2 separate regions of the Mus musculus genome follow, and region 2 is linked to region 1. Evidence: chromatin loops called from intact Hi-C (ENCODE). Cell type or tissue: left cerebral cortex. All regions are shown on one strand. Links, peaks and the distances in the headings refer to the core of each region. The heading gives the core; the rest is flanking DNA. Region 1 overlaps Nfe2l2 (nuclear factor, erythroid derived 2, like 2). Region 2 overlaps Gm13657 (a long non-coding RNA gene).

Region 1 (8,337 bases), core at 323-8,322:
TAAAATTTTCTTTTCTTCTCTTAATTGGAGACACATGAAAGGAACTAATATCAGATAAGGGAGTTTTGCTGTTAAACAAACATTTTTATACCTCATGGTCATCTACAAATGGGAATGTCTCTGCCAAAAGCTGCATACAGTCTTCAAAGTACAAGGCATCTTGTTTGGGAATGTGGGCAACCTGGAGGAAGGGGAAAGGCACAGAGAGCATCATTTATGAAATGTTCTAAGCACAGGGTCACAACGAGCAATAAGACTTGTTCATAAAATAACCTATGGTTTCATTTCAGAAATCGATTTGCATAGATTCAAACCAGATTGTGTTCAAATTATTAGTCCCTCCCCTTTAACGAACAGCGCTGGGGGACTGAACCCAGGGCTCTGTGCTAGGCAATAACCTCCCTTCATTTCTTTCTGAGTGTTCTGGGCGAATGCTTTAGTTGTTTAGACATGGGAATATAAAATGGGAATCATACTTAACACAGTTAAGTCAGTTACCCATACAATCAGGGCCCTGCCTACCACAATGAGCAATGCCTACTTCTTTTACTCCCAACAGTATTTCTGCTGCTGTTTCATCACCACAGAGGATGTTTCTGTAACTCACAAAGTCCTCCCTGTGATCTGTGTCCTGATTATCAAGAAGCGAAGTTTGAGAACTTCTCCTCCTCACAAAAGACACAGTAAATGGCAGACCAAGAACTCAACTCCAGAGAGTCTGCTTTCTCACTAGAGTTTTCCTTAGCTCCCACCACGACGAGTGTACCTGGGAGTAGCTGGCGGATCCACTGGTGTCTGTCTGGATGTGCTGGGCCGGCTGAATTGGGAGGAATTCTCCTGTTTCTTCATCCAGTTGAAACTGAGCAAAAAAGGCCTTCTCCTGTTCCTTCTGGAGTTGCTCTTGTCTTTCCTTTTCGAGTTTTTTCTGTTTTTCCAGCTCATAGTCCTTCTGTCGCTGACTAAAGTCAAACACTTCTCGACTTACTCCAAGATCTATGTCTTGCCTCCAAAGGATGTCAATCAAATCCATGTCCTATGTTTAAAACAGAAAAGGAAGGAGAAGCCATGGTTAAGATGGTCCACACGGGTTAGTTCACTACATGTTATCACTGATGGGGAAGAACACAAACAAACTGAATGAGAATACAGAAGACTGTCAATTCCATTCACTCAATATATATTCGCTAAAAGCAACAAGATCTAGCTACCCATTCGAATTAGTTTGGATCACTGATGACTGCAAAACAACAGAAATAGCTAAACTTATGCATATTGCCATACTTTTAAGACTCCCACACCTTCCCCCCCCCTTTTAAGATTTATTTATTATGTATACAGTGGTCTGCCTACAGGCAAGAAGAAGGCATCAGATCTCACTATAGATGGTTATAAGCCACCATGTGGTTGCTGGGAATTGAACTCAGGACCTCTGGAAGAGAAGTCAGTGCTCTTAACTGCTGAGCCACCTCTCCAGCGCACCCCCCCCCCCCGCCCCTTTAGAAGAGAGGATAGCAAATGCACTGAGACACTCATGTCTGCCATGAACCCTGTCTCAATAAACAGACATCCGCAAATAAAAAACAATATTCGGGGGGTTTGCTTTGTTTTAGTTGAGACAGGGTTTCTCTGTGTAGCCCTGGCTGTCCTAGAACTTGCTCTGCAGACCAGGATGCCTTCAAACTCAGAGAACTACCTGCCTCTGCCAGGATTAAAGGCATGCGCCACCACTGCCCAGGCACGTTTTTGTTTTTTGAAATGGGATCATGTAGCGCAAGCTGGCCTTGAACCACTAACCACCCTCTTCCTTGAACTACTAATGCTCCTGCGCTGCTAACCAAGGGCTGGGGTGTGCCACCACTAACACCGAGCTTCCAGCTATAGCTATGTACTAACAAGGAGTAAAACAAAGTCTGCTGGACTTCTCAGCCAAAGGACGGGATGACAATTTCTAATGGAACTTACCCTAAAATCATCAGTGTCAAACATGCTAAGAGTTGATTTTAACACAATTATTTTTTCTTGTTCCCACCAAATGATAATGCTTCAAAACTTCAGAAGTGTTCATTATTCTTTCCTGCCCCAGCATACAGATGGTTACCAAAGGAGACAAATTTCTTCACAAATATAAAATAAGCCAGAGTTAGCAAATGTTCACTGATGGGAGACCTGCTGTAAGCACCAAACTCCACGCCAATGCATTTGTAACAAATGGAACAGTGGTGGGCTGTAACACTGAGACTAGCTGAATATTACTCCCAAATCATGGATGGTGTCACAATGAAGCTTCTAGGTCCTCCTCTGAAACATGCTAACATGTACTTTTGTTGTCTTTGTTCTTGTTTTTTGAAACAGGGTTTCTCTGTGTAGCCCTGGCTGTCCTGACACTCACTCTGCAGACCAGGCTGGCCTTGAACTCAGAAATCCGCCTGCCTCTGCCTCCCAAGTGCTGGGATTAAAGGCGTGCGCCACCACTGCTCTGCTTGTCTTTGTATTTTAAGGGAGTTGAGACATCCATAAATTAGAGCATGGAGTTTAGGTGGTAGCTGAAATGTGGAGAGCGGTGAGCACCTCCTTGTGCTGTATATTAGTCACAGGCCCATTCAGTCACCAACAGTTTCCTAGGATGACTTTCCCTCAATGCACATCCTAAACCATCCCAGTCTGTCTTTGTTTTTCGTTTCCTGTAACATGATCAGAAAAGAACACCTTGGGGGATCCTTATCAAGGCCCAGGAAGGCTCAGCTCACCTGGAACAGCTCTGAGCTAAAACTGTGGCCCCCACAGCCTAGCATGCATTTCCAGCAGGAAGGTCACCAAGAGGTTTTTACACTTAATTGTTCATGGGTTGCTGGTCACAAACTTATTATGTGCCAAAAAGATAGCCTTGACTCCTATCTTCTTGCCTGCATCTCCCCAGTGCTGGGATTACAGGCATATGCCACCCATACCTGGCTGTCATCTAATTGTTCCAGTGGGCCAGGGACATCCAGTGTGATCCCTGTCTGGCACCCACACAGGCTTCATAGAGTCCGGGAAGTTCTCTGCACTTTCAGAGCTGTGCTATAAAGCGTGCAAAAGAAAAAGAAAACTGCTTTTTAAAACCTAGCTGGTGAAAGGTTCAGCAGTGAAGACCATGCACTGCCCGGAGGACCTGGCACCCACGTGACGCTGCTCACAACTGCCTGGAACTCCAGCTCTAGGAAATCTGACACCTCTAGCTTCTACACACACACACACACACACACACACACACACACACACACACACACACACACACACACACACACGATTAACCTTATAAGTTTTAAAAAGTAAAAACAAGCCGATTTTAAGCAACTTTTATACTTTGGATTCCTAAACAGCACACATCTTCCTATCAGAGTACAAGCCAGCGCTGATCCTGCTTAGCATCAAATAGCACCAGCCCATGTTCAGAGTGATCTGGTCATAGGTCTGAATTCAGACATTCTTATCTGAATGCAGCAACAGTGAGTTTCTTCCTGTGCCCAACACATTTTGCTGTTTTAGATTTCCACACAAGTTTCAGAAGGAAAATGTCTGAAATTTGATTTTTTCCCTCTTTTTTTTTTTTAAGATTTATCTATTTATTTTATGTGTATGAGTACACTGTAGCTGTACAGGTGGTTGTGAGCCTTCATGTGGTTGTTGGGAATTGAATTTTTAGGACCTCTGCTCACTCCGGCCAACCCCGCTCGCTCAGTCCCTGTTTGCTCTGGCCCAAGATTTATTTATTATTATACAGAAGTACACTGTCGCTGTCTTCAGATGTACCAAAAGAGGGCGTCAGATCTCATTATGGGTGGCTGTGAGTCACTATGTGGTTGCTGGGATTTGAACTTAGGAACTTCAGAAGAGCAGTCAGTGCTCTTACTGAGCCATCTTGCCAGCCCAAGAGCATGGCACACTTTATCTTTTGTAATTTTTTCTTCAGAGGTGATGACCAAACCCAGGGCCTTGCACTTGCTTCCCCCACCTCTCCCCCGCCTTTTTTTTTTTTTTTTAAAGATTTTTAAATTTACTTTATGTATATGAGTACACCATTGTTCTCTTCAGACACACCAGAAGGTGGCATCAGACCCCGTTACAGATGGTTGTGAACCACCTTGTGGTTGCTGGGAATTGAACACAGGACCTCTGGAAGAGCAGGCAGTGCTCTTAACTGCTAAGCCACCTCTCCAGCCCCCTTTTTTCCCTCTTTTTTTTTTTTGTTTTTTTAAAAATTCATGTCATGTATGAGTACACTGTAGTTGTCTTCAGACACACCAGAAGAAGGCATCAGATCCCATTGTAGATGGTTGTGAGCCACCATGTTGCTGGGAATTGAACTCAGGACCTCTGGAAGAGCAGCCAGTGCTCTTAACCTCTGAGCCATCTCTCCAGCCCCCCTTTTCCCACCTCTTAAGACAAAATTTCATACTGAAGCCCAAGATGGATTCGAGCTCACAGCAATCCTCCTGCCCCAGCTTTCCAAAGCTTGGATTACAAGTGTGTGTCACAATGACCTAGCTTCAGAGACTGGATGAGACTGTATGAAACAGTCAAAGCATTACCCTGGGAAGAAATACTGTACACAAGTCTGTTAACCCAAAGCACTGCCTGGGAGGCCCACAGCACAAGTGCTATTTTCTGCAATGAACAAAGCACTCAGCATTTCCTGTAAGGAACCCCGTGACTGGCGCATGACTTACACCACAAAGACCTATCCCCGAACCACTGCTTTGTGAAACCTGAACAGCATCTCAGAGGAAATGCTAGGGTGGAGCCCCTAACAAGCAAGAACAAGACAGCAGACAGCGGGGAAGAGAAGCATCTAAGGAGGACTAACACTGCTCTTGCCAAAGTTCTGAAAAGCAGCTAGCTGTCCGACCCTGACCGTGTGGGTCTCCCAGGAGGGAAGGCCACATAAACAGTCTGGGGGACGGGGGGACGACGACCCGAAAGCAGACAACAGCTAGCACAGCACTCCAACAGATATTTTCTTAGACTGGAAAAAGCTGCCCAAGGGTAGGTAACCTAAGTGCCAGGGTGAGCCTCGTGGTGTACGGGGCAAATGCTGCCTGCCACTTACGGATTCCTGAGTGTGCTCCAAGTTCCACTACAAACTTAGCTTACGCAAGAGACAGAAGGAAGCAGAATGTTGGACAATTCATGTTCTACCACCATCTGCTCCAACAAAAAGTTAGATTCAAAATGTGTAATAATTATTTGCTGTCTGGGTAATCCATCACAGGCCTCGTGGAAGGGTACAGTTTGACAACAAAGTCAGGGCATTTTGAAATAAACATCTCTGCACAAGGATAAACAGAGACCTTGAACACTGAAGCCATATTATATTTCAAGCCAGTCTTTGAACAAACATTTAGCAAAAGATTTTAAAATGATTCCCACCCTACAATAAAGTTCTTCAGTAAACTGAGACCTTGGCATATTATTGAAATTAAAAATTGTATCTTTTTTTTTTTTTTTTTTTTTTTGGTTTTTTTTCGAGACAGGGTTTCTCTGTATAGACCTGGCTGTCCTGGACCTCACTTTGTAGACCAGGCTGGCCTCGAACTCAGAAATCCACCTGCCTCTGACTCCCGAGTGCTGGGATTAAAGGCGTGCGCCACCACGCCCGGCAAAATTGTATCTTAAAGTACGGATTTTTATTACTTTTTATTGGGGTGGTAGCAGGAGGGGTGGGAACCAGACACATGTGCCACAGAGTATAAATAGAGGTCAGAGGGCAGCCTGCAGGAGCTGTTTCTCTCCCTCTACCATGTGTGTCTCAGGCACTAAGGCCATCATCAGGTTGGGAGCAGGCACCTTTACCCACTATGCCATCTTTCAACTACCACAAAAACAGTAGCTCAACAAGCCGCTAACAATAAGAAACTGTACTTGTCATTTAGCACAGAATAAAATGGGTCTTTACTCCTAACTCTATAGGAAAGCTTGTTCTCCCCCCACCCCCTTTTATTAGGGATCTCACTATGGAGGTCAGGCTGACCTCAGATGCATCCTCCTCCTCCTCACTCAAGCTCCCAAATGCTGGGGTTGCATAAGGTGTACGCACACCCCAAATACCCACCTTAGTTTACCCTTTGCTTCTCGGCATTCTCTTCTTCATGCACACATTCGTTACTAGAACATCGAGAGTGAAGAACACTTGGCTACAGTGCCCATCCTATATCTCCTATGATGCCCAGCTGAATATATATTATTCACCTAGAAAGTAAACCTGGTTTAGCTCCCCTGTCAACAGACAATGCCTAAGTATTTTTGAATAAAACCAGATAGAAAACAAGACTCATGTTCTACAGTCTGAAAGTCACCCAGGGGAGGGCTGGCAGCGTCTGTGAGTGCACTGAAGGAATGCCCAAACCTTAACAGTTGAATAACCAGCTGCATAATTAACCTTCATTTACAAAGCCCTACTCTGTGGTCTTACTGCCTAATAAATAAACACTTTATTTATTAATACCTGCAGTATTACTTGTAGTAATAAATGACTCCAGGCAGATGTGTCTTTTAAATCTATCTTACTTATGACTGTTGCATTTCTAAATATTTGCCCATTTACTTCTCGAAGGTTCCTGTCCCACACTGCATTACATGGTAGACAATATAATGCCATCTGCTTTTCAACAAAGACTCCAAAGGCAGAAGACAGGCCTATGGCTCACTGTAGTCAGCCCCACACCAAGTTCTTTTGGTTTTCACGGATTAATTTTCTAATTCTTTCTGCTACTACTATGAAATAGGTGATTAAAATATACGGAATAATTAAAATACAGAATAGTGTAGGGTCACAGAGGGCCTTACAGTCATCTAAATCAGGTACACTATTGCTGTTTATGTGTGTTACCTCAGCAATATTAGAAAGACCTAGTTAAACAACTCATATATACTTGGCAGACTATTAATACTCAACACCAGCCAACCCAAGTTTTCCTCCTACAGAAATCCTATCTCAATAATCAACAACTAGAGATTTTCACCACATAAAAATTTCTGAATTCGTACCAAATACAAATCACTCAGCAAGGTTAAAGCCCCGGTCACGAAAGCACCACTCCAGAGGCCTGGAGACATCCTCCACTTGGTCTGAGCTAGAAAGTGTCTGCTTCCTCAGCCTGGCAGGCTACATTACCATGCACAGAAACGTCCATGGGCTGCTTCCTGTTCTCAAGCAAGGTTCTTAGGAATGACTCACTCAATCTAAGAAATAGGACCCGGCCAGCTTACTGGAACTCTCACCCATTACGCAGCCCATAACCTGCAACATGATGCAAGACTACGCAAAGCTGGAAAGTGAAGGCAGTCAGAAGCCCGACTTTCTCCAGAGGCATAGCTGTTCTGTGGTCAAAATGAAATCACCAAGGACATTCACTTTTCAAACCCTGGGTAACCCCACCTACCTGGTGGAGAAACCACCAAGCTCTGACTTCTCCACAAGTTTCACACTTGGCTTTCAAGAGTTACAATCTGGCTGTGCTGGTGCAGGGTGGCCCTTACTCTGTCAGGAGAACAGCAATCCTTAGGATACAGTTGCTGGACTCTGCCCATTCTGAGTGAGCAAGCCACACAGAGAAAGCACTTGATGAACACACTTCAGTTACTGTTAGAACACACACACATCATTACCAAAAGAACCTTCAGGAACACTGCTTCCATCTTCCTCATCTACTTCACCTGAGGGGAAACAAATCAGGAGACCAGGCAGGCAACTCCGCGCCTTGCTGCCTCCACCCTTGACCTCTCTGATGGGTCAGCTGAAGGAGGGAGGCCTCGAATCAGAGACTCTTCACAGAAACTGCTGATATTTCTCAATGCTTCAAGCTCCTTTATCCATTTTCAGGGTTCCCCAAACTAAATTATTTAATACTCATGGTCACTTTTGGATCTAACCAATTAACAATTAAGTAAACATAGCAACAATCAAGAGCATCCACCTAGGCCTGAGAGATAGGGAAGAACTGTGCAGTCAGACAAAGACCCTGGCTCTTGAGGCATGGCTATGCTGCTATCAGTGGTGCGGAGGAATTTTATATATGAATTTAATGTACTGAATTATATTTAGACCACAGAGAACACTTTAAAAAAGCCTTTTTAATGAGCCCCGGACACTTTTAGGGTACTTTCCAAAGGGTCTGCTAACTTTTTAAAACTGTGAACTTTTTAAAAGTATGATTCCCACCCCACCCAAAACAAGGCTTTTTAGTGTAACCCTGGTTGTCCTTGAACTTGCGAGATCCACCTGCCTGTGCCTCCTGAGTGCTGGAATTAAAAGTGTGTGACACCACCCAGCAAGTATGATTGGGGGGATGGGGGGGT
Region 2 (8,337 bases), core at 185-8,184, 99 kb after region 1:
ACGTGTTCAGCTGTGTGGAGACCCTCCAAGTTCTGTCCTGAGGACTTTGATGGAGGTGGTATCTCATATGTAAACACAATCAATTGTTGATCATTGTCAATCAACTCAGTCTTTGACTTCCCTCCTTCTCTAGAGGCTGGGGGTTGGTGACTTGGGGTGGTCAGTTTTCCTTACCAACTCTGACTGCATTAGGGCTCACCTAGAGACACACCTGTGCACAAGTCTGTCAAGGCTTTTCCAAAGTCCCAGCCCGAAGTCCATGACGGTCACCCCTTGTCTCAGCCTGAGCACAGAGAGAAAAAGGAAGCAGCAAGCAGAGTACCAGAAGCAATGTGACTTTGCAATGTGACTATGCATCTCGCGCTCTCTTGCCGCCATACTTTCTGGGCTATGATGGACCGAATGCCCTCAAACTGACCACAGGATAAACCCTTCCTTCCTTAAATTATTTTGGTTCCAGCAATGAGAAATGGATCCGTCTCTATCCTGAAGCTAGTTGGGGGCCTCCAGCACCCAGTGGTTTTCATTAGCATTCCACACTCTGGGGCCTTTATGGGCTTTGGAGTTGTGTGCCAGGAACCAAAGTTGGAAGCCAATTATCTGTTATATTTATTGTTCGTTGATGGTGCTGGGGGATTGAATCGATATTTAAGAGAGAAGTGTTGCATGCTAGGCAAGCCCTCTGCCACTGAACTACATACCACACTTCTCTCTTAAATATCGATCCCTCCTCCCTCCTTCTCCCCTTCCTCCTCCCCCTTCCTCCCCCCTTCACCCCACTCCCAAAACAGGGTCTCACTATACAGCTCGGGCTATCCTGAACTCACACTCTATTGACCAGGTTTGATGTGAACTCTTTTTTTTTTTTTTTTTTTTTTTTTTAATTTATATGAGTACACTGTAGCTGTCTTCAGACCCACCAGAAGAGGGCATCAAATCTCATTACAGATGGTTGTGAATCACCATGTGGTTGCTGGGAATTGAACTCAGGACCTCTGGAAGAGCAGTCATTGCGCTTAACCACTGAGCCATATCTCCAGCCACCTGACGTGAACTCTTCAGCGACAGGCTAGCCTCTGCCTCTTGAGTGCTGGGATTAAAGGCATGTACTACTCTGCCTGGGTTCTCTCTCTTCTTAGATTTTATGTATATGAGTGTTTTGCCTATTGTGTGTCTGTGTAAGCCTGGTTCCCAAAGAGGTCAGAGAAGGGGATCAGATCATCTGACACTGGAGTTACAGATAGTTGTGAGCTGCCACGTGGGTGTTAGAAATCAAAGCGTATCCTCTGGGAGAGCAGCCAGTGCTCTTAACTGCTGAGCCATCTCTCTAGCCCCTCAAATATCTGGTTCTTCTTATATTATCATGCACCAGAGAGGAATGAAGGACCACAGCTCTGGAAGGACCTTTCTTGAACACATTTAAAGATAACAGAGATCTGGGAATGATGGTTTAGGCAGGACACATGGATAGCTAGTCAGGAAGAGCATCCAAGCCTCCTGGGACTTAGTTTTGCCCTGTGTGTATCACACTTCTTGGGTCGATTGGTGCTAAGGACCATTGGCTTGCAGCTCAGGGTATTATTGTCCTTAAGAGGCATGCAGGCTGGGTGTGATCCCACTGCTTTGGTTACACAGCAAATATAAAGCGGCTTGTCCTCCAGGCTCCTGCTCCTACCCAGTGTGCAGCATGTATCTCCGTGCTCCTCGTCCTGTTCACTTTAGAATCCGATTTTGTCTTTATGCTCAGAGCCCATGGGAAAGTATATAGAGATCTTGGAGCACCAGGAGTGGCTTGGGAAAGGGAGTCAGGCCAATTGGCCGTAATATTAACCGATTTCAACACACACTAATTACTGTAGGTATTCATCTAAGGACAGGTGTGATGTTAATAGCAATTTCCTGGAATGATTGCGGGGGGAGGAGGAGGAGGAGGAGGAGGAGGAGGAGGAAGAGGAGGAGGAGGAAGAAACTGGGTGTGCTGGTATATACCCATAGTCCTATATTAGGGAGGTGAAGGCAGAAGTTCAGGAAATCAAAGTCAACTTTGGTTCCACAGCAAATAGGAAGCCAACTTGGGTTGCATAAAATACTGTCACAACCCTCAACCCTTCCTTTCCCCAAAATTAATTAAAGAGAGAGAGAGATCAAAATTGAGTTAAAGAATATATGAACTGATATTCACTTCTTTTCTTTCTTTTCTTTTTTTTTGGTTTTTCGAGACAGGGTTTCTCTGTGTAGCCCTGGCTGTCCTGGAACTCACTCTGTAGACCAGGCTGACCTCGAACTCAGAAATCCGCCTGCCTCTTTTACTTTTACTTATGGATTATACTTTTTTTTTAATTCCCCTCAGAGATGTTTCATTTTACCACGTTGAAGGTATGGGCCACCTTTTAGCCCCTGTCCAGCTCACTACACATGGACAATTTAGAGTTCTTTGGAGCACTGTATGGCCTTTGAAATGCCATCCATTACGGGGACTGGCCTCCTTGTTTTTCCCTGTCAGCAGATTCTGTGGAGAGCATCTTGCTGGTAGACCCCATTTTATTGTCTAATGATGAGATTCAATGAAGCAGTGAAGGGTAAGGCTTTTAAAATATCCCTAGTGGGGCTTTGATATAGAGCATAAAGGTCTCCTCTCTGGACCCGCTCCACTCCTTTTCTCCTGCTTTATTAATTCAACCGTAAATTGCACACTTTTAATGAAGTGTTACCTTTCTGCTAACTTCCCCAGCTTCAGTTCGGTGCAGCTCCTGATGGTACAGGGACCAGTTTACAGCTGGCTCCAAGCATCAGCTGACAAGAGGATCCAACCTAGCATTGTCACGGATCTTAAATGAAGCCAACACGTTAGCAAACCAGGTGGTTTGGAGTTGGGCCGTATCAGATGCCCAGAGGAAGGACACAAATCACCATGCCTCTGTAACCAGCATGCCACAGGACCTGAGGAGAGTACAGCTAGCATTATTTTAAAGATACAGACAACATCGTAAGCCTGTGGGAGACACATGCATGGGGAAGGGGGTTCGGGGAGGGGGTTAATTCCCTCATCCATTATCAATAATCATTTGCATTGCTATGTGATTAGATCTATTTGAGGGAAAAACAAAAGCAAAAACCAAAACAAAACCTTGTTGGTCAGGCATGGTGGTGTACACCTTTAAGCCCAGCACTCAGAAGGCAAAAGCAGAGGTAGGTGGATGTCGATGCATTCAAGTCCAGCCTGGGCTATATAATCACATGCTGTCTAGAAACAAAACAAGCAGGCATGTGTTTGGAGAAGGGTGGTCTATGGCCGTTTGTTGCCACTGAACTCTACTGAGAACCCAGACCTGCCGGCATTTTTTTCACCTCTATTGCCATCTAGAGGAGACAATTGGAAGGACATGAAGTAAGTCCCCAGATGGAATTAAGTGAAAACCAATACTGGAAAGAAACATTTGTACAAAACTCTAAGAATCACTACACTTTGTTGGCTCCAACTTTATGTTTTTCTCCTCTCTTTCCATCTGGCTCAGTTACAGGCAGGATTTGAATATCCACTTATGGGCTTTTATATCAGCACTTCCGGCATTTCGAGGGCTCCGGTGGACACCTCTTATAGACATAAAATCATGAAACTTTCTGATGAGGTGGTTTGTTTGTTTGTTTGTTTACTTGGATTTTGGTGAATGGAGAAGAGGATGGAGCCTTTCAACACAGAGAGGCAGTTTCCTGACGTCCATAGCCTCAGAACCTATTCATTTTGTGGGGTGTTTATAGGTAGCACGTTGGTCAAATATGTTTTGCTAGGGAGAGCAGTACTGAGCCGTTTTCTTTACAACCTTTAAATTACTGGTGTGCACTGTGGACTTGAGGAGATCAAACACGGGGCAAGCAGTGACCTTGGAGCCTCCTGCCTTTCACAGAACCGATGGGAAATATCCTGTGTACACTTCAAGGACTGTTCCCACAGGCAAGAGAAGCTGGCCTGCTGCATGCACACCATGTGCAAACAGACCAGCCCTTCCTCAGCTCTCCTGCTCCTCTCTGTCTAAACATTGTTGAAGCTTTGTTTTGGGGTTGAGTGGCTTAAAGACTGTAACCATGGTCACTAACAACAGGGATACATCTTTGTGAGCGTATCGTTGAGTGTGCTTTCGTAAGCCTCAATGGTATGAGCTAATTTACTCTATGACATGGCCTCTTGTGCAACCAGCAACTGTAAATGCAGCATCAGGAGGCTGCTGCTGGCCTAACATGACAAACTTTTAAGTAAACTCCTTTTGATCTGGTCTGTGTTGTGCCTCTGCTCATGCATGAGGGGCCCAGACCAGGGTGTTTGTTAGGCATCCTCTGTCACTCTCTACCTTATTCTGCGTGTGTGGGGGTCTGTTTATAAACCTGGGGGTTATTATTTTTTCTCACTACATAGGCAGTTAATAGGCTCCAGTGAGTCTCCCCTCTCTACCTTCTACAGCCCTGGGGTTACATGTACGCATACAATAATGCCTGGCTTGTTCTATGGGTGCTAGGATCTGAACCCAGGTCCTCAGAGTTGTGCAGCAAGCATGATTAATCACTGAGACAAATCATCACCTGCCTTCTCTATTTCTTGGAAAAGATCTCACGTAGCCTGTTATGTAGCTGAAGATGACTTTGAGTTTCTTTTTTTGTTTTAAAAGATTTATTTGTTTGTTTGTTTTATGTATATGAGTACACTGTAGTTGTACAGATGGTTGTGAGCCATCTTGTAGTTACTGGGAATTGAACTCAGAACTTCTGCTCGCTCTAGCCCTGCTCATTCTGGCCCCACTTTCTCCAGCCCAAAGATTTATTTATTATGTATAAGTACACTGTAGCTCACACACACCAGAAGAGGGCGTCAGATCTCATTACAGATGGTTGTGAGCCACCATGTGGTTGCTGGGATTTGATCTCAGGACCTTTGGAAGAGCAGTCAGTGCTCTTAACCGCTGAGTCATCTCTCCAGACCCAACCTTGAATTCTCCTGCATCTCCCTCCTGGATGCTTGGATTACAGGACTCCACCACACTGGGTTTATGTGGTGCTGAGGTCGAATGCCGAGCTTGGTGCAAGTGCTCTTCCGACGGAGCTGCTTCTCCAACCTCTTCTGTTTTACTTTTCTTAGTACGTAGGACCACACTCTAAAATAAAGACAAAAACACTAACTTAGCAACGCACATGTGGGTACTGTGTTCCTTTATTGTCCTTAGGAAGCATTCTGTATTGTACATAACTGTGCTGTACTTTCATAAGTGTAACAGCATGGTGGCTGTATCTACTCCAACAATGTCATGACAGGGATGGAATGTGCTGTGCTACATTGTGAGGTTGGCAATGTCACAAAATCTCCAGTTGCATTGTATCTGTAAGACACCAACTATGCCGGCCTGTGACTACCCAACTATCAGTGTGTGGGTCCTTAACTACGTCCCCCCCACCCCCAGAAGGAATGCAGTAGGGATGGGTTTCTTTTTTTTTTTTTTTTCTTTTCTTTCTTTTTTTTTTTTTTTTTTGGTTTTTCGAGACAGGGTTTCTCTGTGTAGCCCTGGCTGTCCTGGAACTCACTTTGTAGACCAGGCTGGGCTCGAACTCAGAAATCCGCCTGCCTCTGCCTCCCGAGTGCTGGGATTAAAGGCGTGCGCCACCACGCCTAGCAGGGATGGGTTTCTTTTTGACAGTTGCTATGTCCAGATGAAACACAGTAAGCTCATCGGTAACATAAGACACACTCTATCAGCACCAAGGAGCATGCTGTAAGATGGTCTCTCTACTTCCAATACATCTAGTCTACTAACTCCACGAAGGGCCCAGTGGGAGGGAGACCAGAGCTGAGAGAGCAAGAGCCTTTGTTGCACCATGGAGTAAGTAGAGTGATACGTTTACATACAAAGATTTCTTAGATAGATAAATGATCATCCTACCAGATTTATTCATTGTAACTGGAACAGTGGGACTTTGTTTCTTGTGGAGCAAGGCCACATTCTTCCGTGGAAGGCAGCCTTACAGGAAGGTGGTTATAGTAGCACCATTGTTAGAGCAGTTCACCCCAGTTTAGAAGGTTTAAATGCCAATGACTATGTGACTATGAATATCTATTGTGTTAATCCTGCAATTTTATGTACATTGCAGTGCTCTGCTGCTGAGCCCCGTACTTAGCTCTTGGGTTTTTTTGTTTTGTTTTGTTTTGTTTTGTTTTGTTTTAGCTTTAGCTTGGCCTGAACTATGTAGCCTGGGCAGGCCTCACGCTTGTGGTCCTCCCCACCTCAGCATCAAGTAAATAATATTAATGTTTCTTCTGCAATAGCTTTTCTGCTATTTTTAGGGAAAGAAATATGCAATTCACATTTTTTGATTCAAGATTATAATATCATAATCATATAATACCTGATTGTTTAGATATTAATGAGGCTGGTAGAAAATATCATCCCTTACGAGGGAAATGTGCTATTTTCATCTTATAAAGAAGCAACTCAGAGACACTTGCGTGTTCAGTAATGTGAGGAGACAGGAGCAGGTTCTAATTCAGTTCTATTTGACTCCTGGTCCTAAAACTATTGGTTTATCTGATCTTGGAGCAGAGTAATTTTAGAAAATGCTTGCGTATTCTTTTTGTTGTTGAAGTGGGGGTCTTTCTCAATAGCCCACATTGACCTTGAACTCATAAACTCAAGCAATCCTCCTGATACCCAAGTAGCTGAGTCTACATGTCTGGGCCTCTGTGCTCGGTTGCCTCTGATTTTCATCATCTGAAACTAAGACCTGCCAAAGTGGGGGGGGGGCAGTTTTCCTGAGATTTCGAGACTTGCATGCGCGGTACTGGATTGATGTGAGAGCACCCTCTGGGGCCATCTCTGTTCTAATCCCCGGGCTTGGTCTTCTGCAGCCTTTGGAAAGGTTATGTTTCAGAATAGGTGTTGGTTTACACCGATGTTTTTCAATGCTTCATAGTCATTTTTCAAGATAATTCAGTTATGACTCTATAAAAGAAAACTAAAGAAACAGGGTTAAATTCAGGTCATTTGAAAGGAAGTCTTTGCCAGCTGGTGGTAGCACATGCTTTTAATCCTAGCACTGTGGAGGCAGACACAAGTGGATTTCTGTGAGTTCGAGGCCAGCCTGGTCTACAGAGCTAGTCCCAGGATAAATAGTGTTTCCCTATCTTTTTTTTTTTTTTTTTAATTTCTTTGAAAAATATTTCTGGCAGCTTCAAGGGCAGAAGTTGTTTATTTGTGTGTGTGATTTTTTTAATTAGGTATTTTTCTCGTTTACATTTTCAATGCTATCCCAAAGGTCCCCCATACCCAACCCCCCAATCCCCTACCCACCCACTCCCCCTTTTTGGCCCTGGCGTTCCCCTGTACTGGGGCATATAAAGTTTGCAAGTCCAATGGGCCTCTCTTTGCAGTGATGGCCGACTAGACCATCTTTTGATACATATGCAGCTAGAGACAAGAGCTCCGGGGTACTGGTTAGTTCATAATGTTGTCCCACCTATAGGGTTGCAGTTCCCTATAGCTCCTTGGGTACTTTCTCTAGCTCCTCCATTGGGGGCTGTGTGAGTGTTGCCCTATCTTGAAAAAGAAGGAGGAGGAAGAGGAGGAGGAGGAGAAAGAAAGAGTATTTGTGTGTGACATAGTCTGAATTTGCCAGGTTTGTGAACATATTTTCTAGTAATTTTCAACAATTAATTCAGCATACCATGAGTTAATTTATGGTGATGGAGAACCTTTCTGTGTATGGATGCCTGGCCATTTTCCCAACAAATTCATTTGCTGAAGATGGATTTTTACAAGTAGGTTTGGAAGTGAATTAGGTGTGAATATAGAAACTGGATTTTAAATATGCGTTTCTTTAGTCCTTTGTTTTATATGTGCTGAAAAGAAAGCAGTAACATCTCTCTCTCCCCCTCCTGCCTTTCCTCCCTTCTTACTTTCCACCCCCCTCTTCTTCCCCTGGTCCCTCCCCGTACAGTACACCTCCCACTTCTCTACTCACTCCTCCTCTGGCTTTCCTTTTGAAAGGCCAGGCTCCCATGGCTATCAACCGGCCAAGGTATATCAAGTTTCAGTAAGAAGGAAGCTGGATTCTTGAAGAACTAAGGACAGATGGAGAGCGAAAAATCTTGGCCAACCATGGGATTTTAAACAAATCATTTCTCCTTTTCCTTCTTCATACCTCTCTCTTTTTGATCTAGCTAACTACAAAGGCTCCTCCAGTTTCTAACTGCCTGTAGGATGACACTGGGGGCAGACACAAGATGTACATTCTTAGTAAACAAAGCCATGCTCCGTTGTGTCCACTAGGAGGCACTGTAGCACCAGTGCACTATCGTCT

What was found. Peaks named below come from ENCODE experiments on the same cell type or tissue, not always from the same donor. Only the 100,000 strongest peaks of a DNase experiment are listed, where the experiment ranks them.
Region 2: a loop joins it to region 1, with 3.0 times the contacts of the local background. A loop is called at or near these places in 18 of 42 quality-filtered maps.

What each region holds. Positions count from the first base shown.
Region 1 is chr2:75,678,397-75,686,733 of GRCm38, forward strand. Nfe2l2 (nuclear factor, erythroid derived 2, like 2) reads right to left here. Exons shown (of 5, transcript NM_010902.4): 2 at 767-1,033; 3 at 92-181. Among named protein-coding and RNA genes, the nearest start is that of Nfe2l2, 22 kb to the right of the region's middle. In left cerebral cortex, for the core only: no CTCF peak of the experiment used is centred there; a DNase peak (open chromatin) is centred at 4,725.
Region 2 is chr2:75,777,980-75,786,316 of GRCm38, forward strand. It overlaps Gm13657 (a long non-coding RNA gene), which reads left to right. Exons shown (of 5, transcript XR_001783382.2): 3 at 2,732-2,986. Among named protein-coding and RNA genes, the nearest start is that of Gm13657, 5.3 kb to the left of the region's middle. In left cerebral cortex, for the core only: a CTCF peak has its summit at 3,366 (motif pointing left); a DNase peak (open chromatin) is centred at 3,364.